Linked DNA regions of Mus musculus: region 1 is linked to region 2. Evidence: chromatin loops called from intact Hi-C (ENCODE). Cell type or tissue: left cerebral cortex. All regions are shown on one strand. Region 1 has its middle 13 kb from the start of Morn3. Region 2 holds the start of Psmd9 (proteasome (prosome, macropain) 26S subunit, non-ATPase, 9).

Region 1 (2,500 bases), 170 kb after region 2:
AACTGCAGCTCTAGGGGATCCAACACTCTCTTCTGGCTTCTCAGTCATTAAATGGAATGATTTGATATATGTACGCCCCACTGGAAAATCTTGACAGTGTTACAGTGTGTGAGGATCAGGCTGTGTGTAAGTGCCCCTACCCCACTAAGCCATCCGGATCTCCCTACACAGCCCAACCATTTTCCTCAGGAGACTTTCTAAAGTTTATTTTGATTTATGTGACAAGAGACTGTACCTTATGTGAGCGTGTTGGATTCCCTGGAGCTGAAGTCCCAGGAAGTTGTGAACACCCTCATTTGGGGTTTGGAAACAAACCTTGGGTCCACTGCAAATGCAGTTATGTGCTGCGTCATCTCTCCAGTCCGCCTGCCAGGATCTTGCTGGGATCTCAGGCATGCACCACCACACCAGGCTTTCATTTTCCGTTTGCATTGCACGGGACAGCAGAACTCTTCCACAGCTGACATTCTCCATGCCAATCCCTACCCCCACCCCCACCCCAGCCAGATCAGTGACACAGTAGGTTAGTTTCATTAAGGATTTAAAGAAAGTGCTACAGTGTCCCTTTCACCTGGTTCCTAATTGGAGACAGGCTTCTCTCCAGTCTCCAACCCTTTGAAACTAACCTGTCTTTCATGGCAATTCACACTCCCTAGAGGATCCCAGCCTCCTGCTCTAATTACCTTCCAAAAACACCGTTACATTTGGGCTAGCAGTTTTTAAAAACATCCAAGTGTATTTTCCTGAAAGCTGCCGGGTGGACTAATTTGCACTAGAGTGGAGAAGGACCACTTGCCAGACGAAAAGCACTTGGAAGTCTTGAGGGAACACAGGCCTCTTAGCTCCGGCCCCTGTGTTTGACAACAGGGCAAACACCATCACCAGTACATTTCCCACACACCTTCCTGTGAACAGCCGCTAGCTGTTTACAATACATTCCACGCACGCGCTCCTTTGCTTAATCCCTGTAGCTGGCCCGCCAGGTCGGAGTGATATCTGTGTATTTTTAGCACGATGAAAGTAACTGGCAAAGCATAGCAGCTGTCCAGTGGCTGCTCAGGTCAGCTGCACTGCAATGTTGTGGCATGTACACAAGTTTATTTTCTTTTTCTCTCCTTCTCCCTGGCCCCCCCCCTCCCCCCCCCGCCTCCGGGTTGTAGATCATTTCTCTTTAACACACTTTTGCTAGCAACCTGAAATACAATCTTCCTGCACGGGAAATTCTATTTCTCTTGCTTGTTTTTGAGACAGGCTCTTGTAGATGCCAGTGGAGACCAGAAGAGGGCACTAGATCCCTTGAAACAGGAGTTACAGGTAGCTGTAAATGGCCGGAGGTGGATGCTAGGACCTAAACCCAGGACCTCTGCAAGACAGTCCTATACCTGCTGAGCCATCTCTCCAGCCTTTCATTTAGTTATCTTATATTAAGATCTGAATCTTTGTGTCCCCCCAACATTTTACAACCCTAGATCCTTCAAGGTTGTAGTAGTATAATGTAGGCAGCCTTTGGGAGATTAAAAAACAATATCTACTTCATAATTTGTCAGGGTCCAGGGCAAAATATAAGTGAGCAAGTCCATGAAACCAGTCTGTCCCACGTATTCTACTACAAAGTGGATTTTTTGGATACATTTAAGAGCTTCCTTTTCAATTATTTTTCTGTGCTATTCTTGAAGTTTATTCTCTTGGCCTAACACTCTTATAAACCCCTCTTCCTCAAGGCATATATAACTGAGGGAGACGGGACCTGAGCAACTTCTTCAGGGAGTCCAAGAATCCCTACCCTTCCAGCGTTTTAGAACAGTGATTAGGAGTCATACCTCTCATCAGCCTCAAGAGATTCTGGCCCAAGAATGTACCATTTCAAGACTTTCTTGGGGAGTTGGGGTGGAGAGGAGGCTCAGCGGGTAAGAGGAGATCCGCCACCAGGCCCAAGGCTCTGAGTTCAAACACTGAGACTTGCATGTTGGAAAGAGAGAGCTCTGTAGACTTGTGTACTGAATGTCACGCTCATACCACTACATGGGTGCAACTTACACATGCACACAGACACGGATGAATAAATCGTAAACCCGTAAATAATCTTCCTTAGAGAGTTTTACTAACTTCTCCCTTTTGAAGTAGGCGATTTTGGTCTAACAGTCGCTTCCTGCCTCATTCCCTACCACCCCTCAATGTTCAGGAACACACATGGTCTCTCACCCTCCACTTTGGTCCTAATCTCCTCTTCTGGCATCTAGACTTCCTCTCCCCAAGTCCAGCACGACTGTATTGACTGGACAGTCTCTGAAGTGCACAGACGTCACCCAGCAGATGTCAAGGTGCTCCCACAGCTACCTCCAAGACTGCCTCTACATCTGAACCACGTGACCTTCCCACAAGAACCCTTTAAGAACTGGGGCTGAACTACAGGCTTCTTGGTGTCCCCAGCCATCAGAACAGTCTTCATATATTGAACACTATCCGCTTTCCATACTTGTTTATGGAAACAAATGAACCA
Region 2 (2,500 bases):
CGCCCCTTTGAGCTTCAGGGACACAAGTTAACAATACTGCTGTGACAGTTTCCTGGCACAGCACACATACAAGATAGTACCTTTCAGGCACATGGTCAGCACCTACCTGGCCTGTAGAACCTCTATATGACACCGTCATCTGGCACCCATCACCCAGATGTCATTGTGCCCAGCAATGAGTGTGATTTAGCCTCCCCTTCCTCTATACACTGACTTGGGGTTTTATGAAAAATATATCTGCTTAGGAGGTAAACAGATCACAGAGCCAACCATTCCCCCTTCCTAACTGGGCAAGCATTGGCTCCACTCTGGCCCTGTTTCCCCTTTTACAGTAAAGACAATGTGCTTAATCTGGCTCCACTTAAAAGAGCAATTAGCAGAGGTGAGGGTTTTCTTAAAATCCAGAGTCTTTTCCCTATCCCAATTAGAGTCTGCATTTCATTTTTACTTTTCTTTTTTGTTTTTTTTTTTTTTTTTTTTTTTTGGTTTTTTTTTGAGACAAGGTCTAATATAACCCAGGACAGCCTCGAGCTTACTATGTAGGCAAGAATAACCCTCAAGTCCTGATCCCCCTGCCTCCACTCTCTAAACGCTGGGCTTAAATAGGGATGCCTCCCCTGGCTACAACGTGCATTTTAACAAGATGCCCAATTAATTCTCCCAGTTGACATTTATAAAGTCCTAAAGAAAAGCGGGTGGCGAGGCCAAACCTGGTAATGTCACCTACAGAAAGTGACAGTAGCGATTATCACTATGCCTCAGCAAATAGTCTATCCTTGCGACCGAGGCAGTTTCACTAAGGCCTATATCATGGTTGCACAGGCCCGCGATTCCCGCACTCAGAAAGATGAAGCAGGAGGATCACGAGTTCGAAGCCAGCTTAGGGGCTGCGTTAAAAACAAACAAACAAAAAACTTTAAAATGCAAAGTTAATGCTTCCGAAAATGAAAATTAATCCCACGTAAAGAAAAAATGCTTAAAGGGGCGTGTGGCACGCAGCAAAGACCCCCTCTAGGACACTGCTTGGCAGCGACCCCGAGCCTCGTCCGCAGGCCTCCCCGCCACACTCACGCTCTCCAGGACGTCGTAATTAGCCTTGATCTCCGCCTCGATCTCCTCCTTGCGTCGCATCAGATCCTGGATGTCGCTGACCGCGGCCGCACGGGCCTCGGAGGACTCTGCCCGGTGCGGAACGTCTTCACCCGACATCGCGGACCTCAAGCTAGAGTTCTGGGTTTCCCGGCTACGGACGCCAGCCGAGGCTGAGGCTACGGGTCCTCCCCGGGGCCAAAACAGCTCAGCCAACGCGCAAGTACGGAAACAGATGAAGGGTGGAGCTTGGAAGTGGGCGGGGTCACCGGCTAGATAGACCACGTGGTTTTCAGATGACCCGGTAGAGATAAATAGGCCCATAGAGGACATAGGTATTTACTCCCACTTTATCCTGACTCATTTCCACTTTTCTTGTTCATTCCTTTCTTTTTCATTCTGTCCCCGTCCCTCCATCCGTCCGTTTCCCCACCCCCCCACCCCACCCCGTTTTTCAAGACAGGGTTTCTCTGTGTATCCCTGGCTGTCCTGGAACTCACTCTGTAGACCAGGCTGGCCTCAAACTCAGAAATCCTCCTGCCTCTGCTCCCAAGTGCTGGGATTAAAGCCACCACATCTGGCTTACACTTTTTTTCATTCACTCATCTGAAGGCTGAGTAAACTGGATACCAGCTGTATAAATGTAAGAGGATCCAGTCTTGCCAACCTTGACACTTCAGTTCTTAACATCTACGAAGCCCCTGAGTGTTTGAAAGAGGCTTTCAAGCGATTTGTTTTTTGTTTTCTGTTTCTTTTCTTTTTCTTTTTCCAGACAAGATTTACTGCATCTCAGGCAGGCCTCTAACTCATTGTGTAGATGAAGGCGACCTTGAAGCTCTCCCCAAGTTTTTAGAATATTCTATTTCTTATTGTCATGATCACAGACACCCTCTAACCCCCCACTCCCATTCTATCCATTTCGCACCTCCCTCAACCTATCCTCATCAAAACTTCAAGACCTTTTTTTTTTTCCTTCTTTATAACCTAGTGTGCCCAGTGCCTTTGAGCATCTGATACTCCATCTGCTCCCTCCACAGGCAGGGATTACAGGCATGTACCACCAGGTATGGTTTATGAAATATTGGGGATCAGGAACACTCTACCAACTCAGCTATATCCCCAGCCACTTTCGGGCTGGGGATCCTCATGGTACAACCTATGTTCAAAGTTGGACCATTAACACCGACTATATATATTCCATGTGACCTTAAATAATTTCACCTTCTGCTCTCTGACCTTATTGTGTGACACTAACAGTAATATCTCTCGCTCTTTTTTTTCATTTTTATTTACTAATTTATTCCCTTTGGATCCTGATCAGAGTACACACACCCTAGCAACGTGTCTCTTAAGGGTGTCCAAGTATTTATTGACTTTCACCTCTGTCACGAGGTGCTGGTGTAACAGGCCC

The links. Hi-C counts contacts between places; a loop is a spot of excess contacts. Peaks named below come from ENCODE experiments on the same cell type or tissue, not always from the same donor. Only the 100,000 strongest peaks of a DNase experiment are listed, where the experiment ranks them.
Region 1: it touches region 2 in a loop (2.2-fold over the local background); 1 of 42 quality-filtered maps calls a loop at or near these places.

The regions. Positions count from the first base shown.
Region 1 is chr5:123,058,768-123,061,267 of GRCm38, reverse strand. No RefSeq gene overlaps it. Among named protein-coding and RNA genes, the nearest start is that of Morn3, 13 kb to the right of the region's middle. In left cerebral cortex, a CTCF peak has its summit at 1,271 (motif pointing right); a DNase peak (open chromatin) is centred at 1,284; H3K27ac peaks cover 29 bases.
Region 2 is chr5:123,227,016-123,229,515 of GRCm38, reverse strand. Psmd9 (proteasome (prosome, macropain) 26S subunit, non-ATPase, 9) reads right to left here and starts at 1,326. Exons shown (of 6, transcript NM_026000.2): 1 at 1,072-1,326. The coding sequence starts at 1,209. In left cerebral cortex, no CTCF peak of the experiment used is centred here; a DNase peak (open chromatin) is centred at 1,297; H3K4me3 peaks cover 1,527 bases; H3K27ac peaks cover 622 bases.